2 separate regions of the Homo sapiens genome follow, and region 2 is linked to region 1. A link is an interaction called in ENCODE POLR2A ChIA-PET data of the cell type or tissue named here. Cell type or tissue: CD4-positive, alpha-beta T cell. All regions are shown on one strand. Each heading gives the region's core, and the rest is flanking DNA. Links, peaks and the distances in the headings are about the cores only.

Evidence for each region. Peaks named below come from ENCODE experiments on the same cell type or tissue, not always from the same donor. Only the 100,000 strongest peaks of a DNase experiment are listed, where the experiment ranks them.
Region 2: POLR2A ChIA-PET joins it to region 1 with 11 read pairs; 2 of 35 experiments call an interaction of 5 or more read pairs at or near these places.

The regions. Positions count from the first base shown.
Region 1 is chr10:114,076,786-114,084,957 of GRCh38, forward strand. LOC124902554 (a long non-coding RNA gene) reads right to left here and starts at 6,289. Exons shown (of 2, transcript XR_007062383.1): 1 at 6,097-6,289. In CD4-positive, alpha-beta T cell, for the core only: no CTCF peak of the experiment used is centred there; no DNase peak of the experiment used is centred there.
Region 2 is chr10:113,709,172-113,717,343 of GRCh38, forward strand. The region is part of intron 2 of CASP7 (caspase 7); the gene reads left to right. It overlaps LOC124902505 (a long non-coding RNA gene), which reads right to left and starts at 2,678. Exons shown (of 2, transcript XR_007062294.1): 1 at 2,419-2,678; 2 at 1,510-1,838. In CD4-positive, alpha-beta T cell, for the core only: no CTCF peak of the experiment used is centred there; no DNase peak of the experiment used is centred there.

The DNA.
Region 1 (8,172 bases), core at 2,921-5,420:
GAAACACCATCACCCTGAATCCTTAGACCATTAGCTAATGATTTACAAAGGCTACTCCTGAGAGGTTCGTGTCCCTAGAGCAGACGTCTACACACAGGAGGCCCTGGGTAAATGTTTCATTGATGAAATGATGGACACTGCATTAATTCGTTTTCACACTTCCCATAAAGACATACCTGAGACTGGGCAGTTTACAAAAGAAAGAGGTTTAATGGACGTACAGTTCCACATGGCTGGGGAGGCCTCACCATCATGGTGGAAGGTAAAAGGCATGTCTCACATGGCGGTGGACAGAAGAGAGCTTGTGCAGGGAAACTCCCCTGTTTAAAACCATCAGATCTCATGAGACTTATTCACTATCACGAGAACAGCACGGGAAAGAGCTGCCCCCATGATTCAATTACCTCCCACTGGGTCCCTCCCACAGCATGTGGGAATTCAAGATGAGATTTGGTTGGGGACACAGCCAAACCATATCAGATGCCAAGCAGTGCTTCTCAAACTATCTGTGGCAGAGGATCATTTTCAGTATTTCTAATCCATGGAGACTAATGCCTAGGTAAAACACAGTAAAAATGTGCTTGGATGTCCCAGCAATGCCAAATTGTTATGCAAGGTTTTCAATGCTTTCTCAGTCTCTGTGTTTATTTCATTGTAGACTTAAAAAAAAATCTCACAGCCCAGTACTGGTCACAGATGAGGCTTCAGCAGTAAAAGAAAAGAGGGCACATTCTGCCTGAAGTAATCAAGGATGTGTGAACTCACAATTCACATGTCCTGCACCCACTAAGTCTGAGGTCTTATGCAAGTAAGGAACTGAAACAATCAGAACGACTCCCAGGCCTCAAATACCATCCAGATGTAATCTTGCTTCTCCCAAATGCTCTTCCTCTCAAAATCTGTTTTCTGTTCAGGCATTGGATGAGGTAGAAATAAAGGCAGGAAAGGAAGGAAGAAGAAAGGCAGGTGTGGGACCCTGGGGTGGCCAATTCCCATGCAGAGGGATGTCAAAGGGGTGTTGCCAGCGACCCACGGTGGCTCTCCCTCACTCCAGTTCCTTCAGAGCACCTTGCACTTATCTATCCATGGGCGCAGATCACACCTCTAGGAGCTGAGAGTTTTAGGCTGCAGTTCTCACACCTCCCTGCTTAGTCATGGGGCAGTACCTGTCACATCACATCACCGCCAGGCCACTCTCGGAAGGGATTCCAGACACTGACCTACAGCCTCATGGTTCTCTAATTTGCGTTTCTAGCTCACTGAAGCAGCCAGTTCACGGCAATCAAAGATTCCCCTGCTCCCCTTCCATCTTACCTCCTGCCCCTGCCAGCCCCAGTCACCACAAGGTGGCCATGACTTTCTTTCCCTCTCAGTCTGTAGCCAGCCGCAAACCAGTGACCTAGAGAGGTGTCACCGCCTCCCACGAACAGCTCTGGCACTCAGCTTTCTGTGGAAAGCATTTTATTTTAAGAAACAGAGCAAACTGTCATTGTAAGACCTCTTCTACAACTTGGGATGAAAGTTCGTCACAAAACAAAGTGCCTGCTGAAAGAGGACAGGAATAAGAGGTCAGCATTGTTAACTCCATGATCAAGCCACATGCGCTGAGAAAAATCGACACGTGAAAATTCCTCTGTATGTCTCAAAATCTTTTTGCAGATGGTGCTGATTTTTTTGCAGGACATGGTAACAGAGAAATCCTCTGCTAAGTGAGCCATTATGTAAACTGTTCTCATGAAAGAATATGACAAACAAATATTCACCAGACTTAGGTCATGGGTGTAGTGCTTTTAGTGATAGTATCAGCATTGCGTTTTCTTCATTACTCAAGGAAACAGAGAATTAATTTGACCTAGAAAGAAAGTTGTCATATAGAGGTACCAAACATCGTACTTCTTAACACTTTGACATAAACTCTGAGTAAACGATATTAAAGTTGAATGACATTATTTTGAGAAACAGTTACTGGAATTGCCTCTCAGCTGTTCTTCCTACTTCTGCTCTCCTCTGACTTCCATCTACCCTGCATATTAAATTAATCTTCCTAAAATACTCCTCTCTGTCCCTCTCTTGCTCCTGAATCTACAATGGCAGCCAATGGAGTCAGCACCTTGTAGAGCAGAAGGAAACTTAGCCATGCTCTCCAGCCTCCTTACTTGCAAAGTGGGGAAGTGAAGACCCAGAAAAAGTGGTTTCCTCACTGTCATTGAGCTAGTAATTGACAGAAATAAGAACTAGAACTTCAATTTTTTTATCTCTTTTTTTTCTTTTTTCTTTTTCTTTCCTTTTCTTTTTTTTTTTTTTTTTTTGAGACGGAGTCTTGCTTTGTCGCTTTGTCGCCCAGGCTGGAGTGCAGTGGCGCGATCTCAGCTCACTGCAACCTCTGCTTCCCGGGTTTGAGTGATTCTCCTGCCTCAGCCTCCTGAGTAGCTGGGACTACAGGGGCTCACCACACGCCCTGCTAATTTTTGTATTTTTTGTAGAGAAGGGGTTTCACTATGTTGGCTAGGCTGGTCTCGAACTCCTGATCTCAAGTGATCCGCCCGCCTCGGCCTCCCAAAGTGCGGGGATTACAGGTGTGAGTCACTGTGCCTGGCCTAGAATTTCAAATTCAGGGCATGATTATTTTTTCTGCCTTAATTCCTCTAATAAGCTTTCAAAGCACAGTTTGACCCCCGCATTTCTACAGAACATCGTTTCTCTACCTGAGCTCCCAGCTCCCCATCTCTGCTATGCACTGAACTTCCCCAGCCCTTCCTCTAGCCCTGGGTTTCTGCTGGAGCTTCAACCCAAAGTTTCCCCGCCCTACTGCCCTGTGACCTGAAATACAGCTGGGTTCATTTGTTTCTATTCCACCCACTCCTCCATGAGGCCCAGCCCAAGAACTCCAGTGACCTCTTCCTGGCACTTTTTGTACTCCATTGTCTGTACTTCGCTGCCGGCATTCACTCACATGCTGGTTAGTTCACTAAGTGTTTTTGGGTCTTTTCTTCTTAACACCATAGATTTATGGGACATTAGAGTGGAAGGTATCTAGAAGTCATCCAGTTTGACCCCATGCCTCTTACACAGTTGTCCTGTACCACCTTGCTGATACCAAGAAGGTGAAAATGAAGATCTGACCGCAAACTGCCCATTCCAAGTTAGACAACTTTCCTTTTCAGACAGCACTTCCTTGTGTTGAGACAAAAATGTCCTTCCCACCCATCTTCACCCAAACTGACCCTGTTTCTGCACTCCAGATGGATATAGAATAAATCAAATCCCTCTTCCATGTTTAAATCCCTCTGCATACATTTAAAGACAATTTGTGTGCGTCCTCCATTCTCTTAGCCCCTTCTCTTTCCCAGGAGTCTCTCTTCCAGTCCAAATAATCCTGGTCCTCCCATTCTGCCCATGACATGGTTTTGCATGCTGCACACGGTACTCCAAAATTATGGCCAAAAGATGTTGGCCAAATACCAAAAATTTGAACATAGGACAATAGTCCCCTGAAGGCTGAAGAGAGTGGCTCATTCACCTCCCTTGTTCTAAGTACTGTGTCTCTACTAATGTATCCTGCACACTCACTACATTTCTGGAGGGCATTTCACACTGAGGATTTACAGTAGGCTTATTCAACCAAAATTTATCATCAGGGTACATCTTCCCTTTTTAAGGTGTGTGTGGTTATATTTTCAGATTTTTTTTTCAGAATGCTTATTTATTCTTGTTCAACTAATCTCTGCTTTCTTTCATTCAATGAGGCATTATCGAATGCATTGGAACCTGGTAAAAAACAAGGAAGAATCAGATGCTGGTTTTTATTAAAACGTGCTCATTATAGGTAAGGTAAGACTTCCATAAAGAATTTTATTCTAACATAAACATGAATGTGCTTTTAATGAGTTTTAGTTACAGTACCATGGAAATTCAGAGGAAATGAGATTGCTGTGATCAGGAGAGAGGGAGGATAGAAGGCCTCATGGAGAAGAGGTAAGATTTTAATATACAAAAGTTATGGGAAAGAAATTCTCTGTGACTAGAACAGGATGAGCAGAGCTACAGAGGCAAGAAATCAAAGAATAGCAGCTAAAGTTCAGAGAGGTGAGGAGGGAAAGCATGAGTTTCACTGCTGTCTCTGATTCCAGGCCAGTCTCACCGGGTTCTTCCTTAATTTCCTCCCTTCCAAATTTGCACATCCCTTCTTCCATGGTGAGGACTTATTTCCAAAACATTAACATATTTACTCGTGTGCTCAATTCTGCAACACCCATTGCCACCTTCACATCACTGCACAGAACAAACCTACTAAAAAGAGTGCAAGATTGGTTTGCACTTCTTTTATTTTCCTAGACTGGAGTCTAATGGTTAAAGTACTTTGTTCAAAAATTACCTGGGGAGCTGAGTACAATGGCTTATGCCTGTAGTCCCAGCTACTTGGGAGGCTGAGGTGGGAGGATCACCCGAGCCCAGAAGTTCAAGGCTGCAGTGAGCTATGATCACACCACCACACTCCAGCCCTGGTAACAGAGCCAGATCCAATTTCTTAAAAAAAAAAAAAAAATTAATTACATGGATTAGTTCTCTCCCTCCTGCACCTTTATTCAGCCTATTATTCATTTGAAATACAGCTGGGTTCATTTGTTTCTATTTGCATTTTGTTTGAGTTTTCCCCCTTCATCTTTCGTGATTTAACTTTATTTTTTTTGAATATGCAGAACATTCATGTGCTTGACCAGAGACTTTATTTTGTGTATCTTTGGTAGCTTACTACCATCTGGAGCATTCGTAGTATGTCATGGCAGTTGTTTTTTGATTGACTGATTATTGAATAGACAGTTGAAAATTGTATGTAACAGAGATGCCTGTTATTGAGAGGATCTTACATCAAGGTCCTATAAGCTCATGCCTTTGATGCCCAATCATGACAAAGTCTGATGTGTCCAGAAAGCCTCAAGCTATTCAAGGATGTGTACCCAGATGGCAGCCCTAGTATCTCCCAAAGGAAAGGTCCTCCATCTGGGATGCCATTCAATGGTACCCTGGAGAAATCTGTCCTGGGGCTTTGTCCTTGATGGACTAGTAGCTGTTGAAAGATTTGTAGAAGCAGCACCCGCATAATAAATGTCTGAAATGACTGCTGCTCCTTCTGCTGTGGGCAAGGTGACAGACAAGAAGAAAACGTTAACCTTCCTTAGAAGTTAAGACGTATCTGTTTATACACTGCATTTCTTAGGTGCAAATAGGACACCTATTTTTGAGAAACCTGGCAACTAAACTGCAGCCAGGTTGGCCTCTCAGTGGAGAAGAAATAAAAAAGATATGACTCATTAAACAAATAACTCTGAGTAAAAGGACCCTAGTGAATACAGAGTCTATTTGTTTTATTTTTAAATTACATTTATCAGTCATTACAAATATAATCATTAACAGATTATTTACATAATTGGTTGTAAAATGCAAACCCAGGGCCAAAAGGCAAACTAGTTTTTCAGTTACCAAACACAATACCCTGAAATTACAAAGAAATGCGGATGCAGTTCCATACATTAAGGCTGATGGTCCCCCTTTACTCTCTATGGAAAGAAAAGAAAACGTGTGCAAGGTCATTGGTGGCATCTCGAAATGTGCTTTGTCATGGGCCTTATACCGGCACTGCCTCGGGAGTTGGGCTGCTCGGCTGGAATGATTCCTGAGGACCAAGCTCACTCCAGTAGCTGGGGGGCTACAGTGACATGAACCTTTTAGTAGTTCAGCTGGTACACAGGTTCCTCCCTAAAGTCCTCAAACTTTCTCACTGGAGAGAATACTGGTGGATAATTAGTAAACTTCTCTCCTGTGAATGTTGCAAAACACGTATCTGGCTTCATGATGCAATTAGAGGGAAAAGGAACTCATCAACAGCTTCCATTTTTACCTGGACAAGATCTCCAATCTACAGATGAAACTGGATTCAAAGGGAGATTAAATGCCTAACCTGAATCACAGCGTGAGATCTAGATTTAGCTACTCTGTACTATTTTTCATTCTTGAACCATACCAAAATGTAGTGGCTTAGAACGACAACAGATCTGCTCAGGATTGCAATGGGTTAGCAGTGTGGGCTGGGCTTACCTAGTGGTTCTTCTGCTGGTTGTGCCTGATGGTTCATGCTGCCGAAGCCATCTATCTGGCAGTTCAGCTGAGCCTGGGTGGAGGGGTGGGGTCTAATATGGCCTCACACACATGTCTAGAGGTTGGTGTTGGCTGTCAGCTGGTCATGTTTCATCACCTGGAGGTAGCATTCTGAAAGGGCAAGCCCCAAAACACAAGCGTTCTTCAAGCTGCGTCTTATATCAAGCTTGCTGACATCCCATTGGCCAAAGCAAGTCACATGGCCAAATTTCAAGTCCTCATGGGAGGAGACTACCAAGGCTGTGGAGGTGGAATTCACTGGGAACAATAACTGTGATAACCTACAACACAGAGTCTTATAAGGAGACAGGCTATCTGCATTAAAATCAAAACCACAGTGCAAGGCTTACGTGGCTTCTCAAGGCTCCAAGCCAGGGCGCTTTCTCCCACCCCACCTCCTCTCTGTCCTCACCAGTCCCGTTCTGATTTCCTGGTTAGTGTGCCATTCACATCAGACCTTGGTCCACACAGGCATCTGTGAGACACAGAGACTTCATCCCGTGTCTCTGAGCCTAGCACTCCTTTTGTTCCTGGCCAGCAATCCTAGGTTGTTTGTTTAGTTTTTTTCTGTTTAAACTAGTTTAAAAACATAATAAAGTAAAGCCGGGCCTGGTGGCTCATGCCTGTAATCCCAGCACTTTCAGAGGCCAAGGCAGGTGGATCTCCTTAGGTCAGGAGTTTGAGACCAGTCTGACCAATATGGTGAAACCTCCTCTCTACTAAAAATACAAAAATTAGCCAGGCGTGGTGGTGTGCGCCTGTAGTCCCAGCTACTCAGGAGGCTGAGAAAGGAGAATTGCTTGAACCTGGAGGTGGAGGTTACAGTGAGTTGAGATCACGCCACTGCACTCCATCCTGGGCAACAAAGCAAGACTCCATCTCAAAACTATATATATATAAATATATATAAATTATAAATATATAATTACAAATATATATAATATTAATATAATATAATATAATATTATATATAAATATATAATATAATATTATATATAAATATATAATATAATATTATATATAAATATATAATATAATATTATATATAACTATATAATATAATATTATATATAACTATATATATATTTATAATAAAATGTTTACCTGGTTTCAAAAAAAGCTAAATGGTAATAGAGTAAACGATTAAAAGTTTATTAACTCCATCTTTATAATCTACTCTTCTAGATTTTTCTTCTGAAGACTTTACAGCATTATCTGGTCTCCTGGGTCCTTCTCATTTCTCACTCTGGACTTCAAAGCTGCAGGAATTCTTTGGATCTGCAAAAGTGGGCAAGATTTGAGTGGGTTGTTCGGCTGTTGTAGCTATTCCACTGTCTCCTGCTTAATCCCTTCTAACTGACTAAGTTTATCTTTGTTAACTTCAGACTTCTGGAGCAAGGGGTCACCTCCATCACACTGGAGTTGATTCTCAGGGAGCTGGTGACAAACTGCCCTGTGGCTGCTGGGGCTGGTGACAGTGCAGCCCTGCACGATGCTTCTGTGCCCACATGAGCACAGTTTGAAGTTCCTCAGCAGGCAACCCTTGAGCTGTGGCAGCCAGGAGGGTGTTTTAAGGCAGCCGTCCCCAAACTATTTGCCACCAGGGACCGGTTGCATAGAAGACAATTTTTCCAAAGACCAGGGTAGGGGGGTGGTTTGGGGATGAAACTGTTCCACATCAGATCATCAGGCATTAGATTCTCATAAGGAGCACACAACCTAGATCCCTTACATGCATAGTTCACAATAGGATCGGCTCCTATGAGAATCCGATGCTGCTGCTGATCTGACAGGAGGTGGAGCTCAGGCAGTAATGCTTGCTCGCCAGCCACTCACCTCCTGCTGTGCGGCCTGGTTCCTAACAGGCCACAGACCAGTACCAGTCCAGGGGTTGGGGATCCCTGTTTTAAGGTGTATATGGGGAGTATTATTGAGTCCAGGTTTCTGCTACCTTGGGATACATTTTTATCTCATATTCCAATTAGAAATGTTTTTCCACATCAAATAAAGCAGAAT
Region 2 (8,172 bases), core at 2,884-5,383, 370 kb before region 1:
GGCATTTCTGCCGGTCAGCAGAGAAGGGAGAGGCCAGTGTGACCTTCCCAGCCCGAGTTTGAATGGTCCTGTGGAAAACTCCAGCGTGCAGTTCACTGCTGATTCAGTCACAGGCCTTCAGGGCCAGGCAGCCTGTGCCAGTCTTCTATCCCCTGCTGAGCTCCGAGCATGTTGAGTTTTTATTATTACAGAGAAGAAGGAAACTCACTTCCTGTCGTCGCAGAGCACAGCCTAGTTCTGATGCAGAGGGGACTGTTTTCAGATGGAGACACTAGGTACTACTACCTGCACTCTTTCTTTTCTTCTCTGTCTTGCTCTGTGCCTTAATATGTTAGGACTGTGGGGATGCCCTCTGTTGAGATGTTGAGACCATGAATGAATCATCCCAAAAATATTTAGACAAAGTGGCTACGAAAACCAGAGCTCTAGTTCCGAATGAAACAGCTCTGGGGAAATGTGAGCCTGGTGGTGTGTTTACTTTCATGCTGATGAATGTCTGCAGGCAGATAGAGCTACTGGGAATCCTATTCATGGTGATGCTTTAGAAAATTAATCGCAGTGGGCTTCTTGCATGCTTATATTCCTTTCCAAATATAGAAAGGCATAATTCACATTTTGAGTAGCCCAGGGGATCCATAAGAGGATAAAACCTGTATTTATCCACTCCAGTGATGGGGAAAATTACACTTGCACCCGGAGTGGATTGTAAAAATCCATTGTACTCTTTCTAAGGTTTTTCACTTCTTTGTAAAGTAGGCAGAATATTTTTATCCTATAACGTTTTCTGATACAAGTTGCTGTAGGCTCTTCAAGGATGTCTTTTTATCTAAATAATCATGAGAGCTTGGTTATAATTTTTTGACTCTTGACTGTTGTAGTGAAAATGACTGAGTTGACCTCACACTGTGAAATTAGAAGTTGCAGGAAATGGCTCTCTACCTAAGAAGTTAGGACACTCTGGTTCCTTCCTGATAGTTGATGCTGGCATTATTTGTGTTCCTAGCAGAGATTTATGCTTATCTGAACACATCTGGAAATGAAGATAGTGGTACTTGCCCATACTGGCGAAGAAGCTCAACATGAAGAAAGAGATGGGATGGTTAGGAAGCACTGGGTTCAACCTGCTGTGTTAACTTTCCTTTGCATTTTAGTGTACACTTAAGTGCACTTAATAAGTCATTCTACCAAGATATTGTAGTGTGTTGTGATCTTGCTTGTCTGGCTCTAAGCATAGTGATTTAGTAGCCAGGTTTCTTTTTTTAAATCTGCAGTGAATTGTGGAACACAGAAGCTTTTAAGCGGATTTAGAACTTTCAATTCACTGCTCTGGTTTATCTTGGACTTTGCACTTAATGGCAGGTTCCAAAACAAGAATCCTATGTTTCTTCGCAAAGTAATCTTAGTAAAAGTCTTCCGAATATAAACGGGGCCAAAGTAAAGGTAGTTGCATCAGCAGTTAGCAAAGAGAGGAAAAAGAGGAGGATGGATAGAATGGGAAGCGACAAACTCTGGAGGAAAAACTACCCTGGCCAGTTTTATTTGCCTTGTCTTTCTTTGCCTCTCATCTGTACTTTGCAGAATCAGTGGGATAATGATTGTTAATTCAATTTGTAAAGCATAAGCCTATAAAAATATTCATACTTCTTCATGGTGACTTAAAAAATATCTGAAGTGGTTCCTCCACCGTTTGTGTCGTTCATCAGCTTCGGAAGAAAGACTCATACCCGTTGATCTGGACTTGAAAGAATCTCAGTGGCCTTTTCCTCCTGCCCCTCCGTTTGGCGGGGTACAGCAGTTCTCACATGCTTCAGCATCTTCTGCAGTGAGGTCCTAGGAACCTGGAGAAACAACAACAGCCACTTTTAGAAAATCATGTCTTTGGGGATGATTGCCAGCTGAAGAAGTTTCTAATCTGGACCTTTGAAAGCATTTTATTTTCCTTCTTTTTCCCTCCCCAGCTCCCACCCCTGGGAGAACCTGCTGGACTGAGCTATGGACTGTTGCCTTCTTTGTGCCATTGGCTAATTAATTAGCACAATCTCCTGGGAGCCCTTGAGGCCCTTTCTTCTGTCCAATAGCAGTTGTTTAGCTGATGATCTGCTCGACTCCAGCAGCTGATTTCCAAGCAGACAGTAACTCTTTTATTCGCTGCTGGGACTGAGATCACAAAGCATGTCTCCTCTGACTGTGCTGAGAGTGAATTACTGCTCACACCTAGGCTGCCCTGGGGACTCTACACAGTTTGTTACAAAGGAAGGAGACTCTAAGGATGACACTGCCTGCTGGGGCATTTCCTGGAAGGATTTTGGTGGTGGCATTAAAGGAATTTCAGTTTAATGTTCAGCTCAGCTGTCATTGCTGGGAGACCTTGCAGGTTCCAAGGAGAGTTGTAAATTGCCCCCGTGGCCCTAAACATACCCTCACTGCTGCAGAGGGGCACCTTCCAGAGGCCGTGCTTCCTGAGGTATGTCAGGTTCCATCTCCTGGCCAAGAGCCAAGGAGCCAAAAGGCTGTGCACAGCTGGAGAGGTGTTTGATACCGTAGAGCGAGCTGGTGTTCTCCGCCCCACACAGGAGTGTGAATCGGCACCACGCAGGAATGTGGGGCCAACATCTTCCATCAACTTCTCCACTTCCACGGGCTCTGGAAGTAGGCGAGGGGCTTGAAACAAGATCAGAGACAGCAATGAAAGGTCAGAGCCAAGAGGGCCTATGCAGTGGGCGGACAGGCTTGTCATCGTGACCCTCAAGCTTCAGAGGGTCCGAGATGCTCAGACCCTCTGCTGCTGCCATTGATCAGCATGTTGCTTTTGTTCTGTGCTTAACACTACTTATTGGAGATCATCCCAGGAGAACGCCCACACCTGACCTGAGACTCATTCTGTAGGTCTAGAGCAAAGCATAGGATTCCGAATTTTAACAAAGTTGAGAAACTCTGGAATAGGAGACTTGGGGTTACACCTTGGAATGAATCCAGGCTCTATTCCTCTCTAGCTTTGTAATTTTGGACAAGCTGATTTCATCCCTCTCTGTGAAATGGAACTAATACCTCACAGAACTCTTGAAGATTAAATGAGATAATATATGTAAAGTGGTAAATGATCAAAAAATGATGTTTATTATAACTGTATTTATTATTGTTGTTATTGCTGACACAGTGGAGTAAGAAGTTTAAAAGGCTAGGCAGAGGGATAAAGTCACAGTGAAAAATAGAAAAACGGGGTGTCTAGGGAGCCCCCTCAATTAGCACAAAAAAGTATGAATCCAGTGATCTTCAAAATAAGCCAGATCTTGAAATCCGTTTGTAGCAAGCAAGAGACTTTTAACTGTTAAATGGCAATTATTAGTTTAGTGTTTTAAATAACTTATTTGCATATAATAAAAAGTTACACAGAGTTCTTCCACTCTTGCCTACTGTCTGCTCCCAGCTCCCTGTAACACAGATAACCACGCTGAAAGATAGACATAATAATGAACCGGCGTCAGTGTCGGGAGTAAATACCCAAGATTCATTGTCTCACGGCCACGGAAAACTAAGACACAGACACACAAATACTGAGGTTCAGAGTGGAAGTTTAATAAGCAAAAGAAAGAGAAGAGCTCTCTCTACTGCAGAGAGAGGGGTCCAAGAGAAATGGATTGCTGGTTCCGCAGTGGAATGCAAGGCGTTTCATAGATGAGCTTGAGGAGGCAGTGGCTGATTTACATAGGATGCAAAAGATTGGTTGAACCAGGTGTGTCATTTGCATAGGGCACCAAAAACTGTTTAGGGCTAGGTGTGTCATTTGCGTAGGGCATGAAAAAGCTGGCCACCCCACACTCATCTTTTATTATGCAGCTGGTTCTCCACCTGGCCAGCGCCATGTTACCTGTTTCCTTACTGTACATGTGGTGGCAAAGAAAAGGGAAGAGTGGAGCCTCCATGTTAAACATACCTGGCCCTTACGTAGCCCTTTTCTACTGGCATAGCTGCCGGTGTTCACCCGTGCAAGCTTCCAGCTTGCTTATCTATGTCTGCAGCTTGATTTTTCAGACTGCTCTTTGTTAAAAAAAAAGAAATTATTTGGGGCCTGCTTTTTGTTAAAAGGGAAATTCTGTGGAGGACTCTTATACCCTTACTATCTGCCTAAATAATTTCTATCTCCTGTATCAATAACAGTAATAATCATGATGTTTATTTACCACTTACAACAGGACACACACTGTTCTAAATGCTTTGTGAAGATTAACTTGTTTACAGGCTCTGAGCAAATGCTGTTATTTTGTCCTTTTAACAAATGAGGAAGCACAAGCACAGAGAGGTTAAGTAATTTGCCCACAGTCACACAGCTATGCAGTAGAATAGGGAGTCAAATCCACACAGCCCAGCCCCTGAATCCATGGATTTATCTACTGCACCATCCTTCAAGTGTCTCTTTATGCAGATACGAGCAAATCTAAACATATTTTCTTTTCTTCTTTTTTTTTTCCAAAAGGTAGCACACTGCTGCCATTGTTCTGCAATTTGGTTTTGTTCTGCACTTAACACGACTTATTGGAGATTGTCCCACATCAGAACATAAAGAGGTTCCTCATTCTTGTTTACTGTACTGTGTGATTTTGATTAAAGAACCCTCCCTTTATGATCCAACCTGGTTATTATGGGAGCGAGTGACTAATTGAATAAGCTTATGTCTGCCAGATAGCTCTTGTAATTGAAGTGTGCTATGAAGGTTCAACACTGGAAATGGGAGAGTCAGGGGAAATGAGGGAAGAAAACTTATTACTCCAAAAATGTTTCCAGGTAGTATTAGGTCTCCCACCTGAAAGAAATACTCAAGCAAGAGTTGTCCTGCGTTCGGGCTGCCCTAAATTAACTCCCTCTCAGAAATCTGTTCTCTTCCTATATGTGAGCTTTGAGCCTAATGAGGCTGTACCTAATGAGTGTCTCTGCAGCAGCCTTGCAACAAGAATTGGCAAAATGGAAGTGCGGGTACCAGTGTGCCTGCCCCTCCCTCACCTGCCCCTGACATGTCCTGCTGGTCACCAGGCAGGACGGCAGCTCCATTTAGCTGATCACCTAAACAGAGGTGGCCCAGGGCCTCTGACTGTGGTGTTTCTTCAGCACGAAACGCTCTTCACTCATTCACAAAACACTGTTGAGCACCTGCTATGTGTCTGGCACTGTTGTAGAAGCTGGGGGAACTGCAGTGAAGTAGTCCAGGTCCTGCCCTCATAGAGTTTACACTCTAGCAGGAGACAACATAGCTCTGTAATTTGAGGTCAGGTGATGAATTTAAAAATTAAAGCAGGGGCCGGCGTGGTGGCTTACACCTGTAATCCCAGCACCTCGGGAGGCCGAGGTGGGCAGATTACCTGAGGTCAGGAGTTCGAGACCAACCTAGCCAACATGATGAAACCCCATCTCTACTAACAAAATACAAAAAAAATTGCCCGGTTATGGTGGCGTGCACGTGTAATCCCAGCTACTCCTGAGGCTGAGGCAGGAGTGGGAAGGAAAAAGTGGATATAATAGGGGTAGTAACTCATGTAGGCCCTGTGGGCTGTGGTCAGGACCCTGGAGTTCCTTCCCAGCATATGGGAAAACCACTGGATGGCTCTGGGCAAGGAACTAATCTGACTGGATTTATATATTTTTTTTTTTTTAAATACAGGGTCTCCGTTGCCGAGGCTGGAATGCAGTGGCGCGATCTCGGCTCACTGCAGCCTCTGCCTCCCAGGCTCAAGTGATCCTCCCACCTCAGCCTCCCAAGCAGCTGGGACTATAGGCGTGCACCACCACGCCTGGCTAAAATTATTTATTTATTTGTTTGTTTGTTTGTATTTTTTGTGGAGACCAAGTTTCTCCCTGTCGAACTCCTGGACTCAAGTGATCTGCCCACACTGGCCTTGGAAAGTGTTGGGATTACAGGCACGAGCTACCGCACCTGGCCTTACCATTTTATTTAAAAGCTCACTTTGGAGAGAAGCCAGTTAGGAGGCAATGGTGGACAACAGGTCAGAAGATGATGTACCTTGAGCGTTCCAGGGTCCTGGCCTGAGGGAGCAAGCAGCATGATGCCCAATGAACTAGGGTTGTTGTGTGCAGAGACAAGAGACCCAGGGATAGTGGCCAGCTCCACCGGGTGGGAGCCATCGTGGGTGCCCTGGGTCCTGCCATGCCCTGTGATCCTCCGCAAGCAGGTCTGAGCCGTGCAGGGGAGAGCTGCACCAGGACTGGGGCCGACAGGCCAGCAGGGACACCCTGAAGGCTTCAGAAACCCTGGAACGGAGTTTCACAGGGAGCCCTGGGAGGGCTTTAAGTGGTGATGGTGGAATCTGATTTTTGTTGTTGTTGTTGTTGAGACAGTCTTGTTCTGTCACCCAGGCTGGAGTGCAATGGCATGATCTCGGCTTACTCAAACCTCCGCCTCCCGGATTCAAGTGATTCTTCTGCCTCAGCCTCCCGAGTAGCTTGGGATTACAGGCACAAGCCACCACGCCCAGCTAATTTTTGTAGAGATGGGGTTTCGCCACGTTGGCCAGGCTGGTCTTGAATTCCCTACCTCAGGTGATCTGCCCGCCTCAGCCTCCCAAAGTGCTGGGAATACAGACGTGAGCCACTGTGCCCAGCTTGATTTCTCTTTTTAAAGGAACGCTCAGGCTCACAGGAATCTTGGGTGAACGTTACCCACTCTCCTCTTCCATTCCCACATTTCTCTTATCCATTGGCTTTGTTCTGCCCAATCTTTGCCAGTCTGTCCTCTTGGCTCCTCAAGCCACATGGTAAAACATGGCGGCCACCAACTCTCATTTTAACCACCTTGACAGAATGACTCTTTTTCTCAATTTCAATTCTCAAATTCCCAGGGAAGAGGGCTGATTGACCCAGCCTAGGGATCAGGTGCCCCCTGGACCAATCAGTGGTGGCTGCAAGGTCAAGGGGACAGGATGGCAAATCACTTTCTACCAATATGGTGGCTCTCACTGTAGCCTCAAAGGGAGAATAGGGATGAAAGGGATTTAATCCCCAGGGGAAAGAAGGTGCCTTAAAACATCACAGCTTAGGTGGAAGCCTAATCTCTTGGACTCTCATTCTTGCAGAATATATCTATAAGCAGTGGACTTTTAGTCCCTCTCCCCTTTTTTCTGGTGCTTTCCTCCTGATGCCTTCTAGACAATCATTTGCACCTTTTCTTTGTCTGTCTCCAGTTACATGTTTTAATCATCGGGGTTTGCTTCCTCAAAGTTAAGCTATGGATGGAGTTTTCCCAAGGCCAGCTCTTCTTAGGAGGATGAATTGAATTCATCCTCCTAAGAAGAGATTGAATTGATAGTCACTCACAAACACACATCTGTGGTCTGGGAAGATGTGGGTTTAACAAAAAGCTATTTTGGTTAGAAGGAAAAATTAATATTGACTGACTCAAATCCAGAAAGAGGAAGCAGATACCAAGTTCATTTTGAAAAATAAGAGTTCATTTTAGGGGCAGACTAGCTAAGCTCTTTTGCTTAGAAGGAGAAATTAATATTGGCGGACTCAAATCCAGAAGGAGGAAGCAGATATTAAGTTCATTTTGAAAAATAGGAGTTCAATTTAGGGGCAGGCTAGGTATCACCCTTTTGAGATATTTACCAGGAGTGAGGACCACATTTCATATTCAGTTGTAAGGTACTTTTCATAACCATGGACAGTGTTTTCTTAAAGTGTTTCTCTTTCTTCCCCTATTGTGTTCTTTTTATGTAACCAGTTAATTTTCCAAATTTTATTCTGATAGAACCAGAGTCCTTTTATTTTTTACATAACATATCTAATTCTGTTTTTCTCTTAAAGGATGCTTGCTGGTTTTGTTTTGTTCATCACTGAGGATGAGCTAATGACAGCTTTTAAAACATCCCAGCTTGTTTTTTACTTGGATATCATCATAGAGATCCATACCACAGAAGAAAGAAGTAGGACTTTTATCTCTGAAAGGATTTTAGTGCATAAACTGTGACTTCCAGCCTGCTAGACTTCATGCTAGTCTTAGGATCTTTGAATAGCCTTAAATTAGCTGCAGGATCCAGGAAGCTTGCTCTGAAATTCAGTTGACATGGTAAGAACCCTACTTTAGGCCAGATGTGGTAGCTCACACCTGTAATCCCAATACTTTGGGAGGGCGAGGCGGGTGGATCACCTGAGGTCATGAGTTCA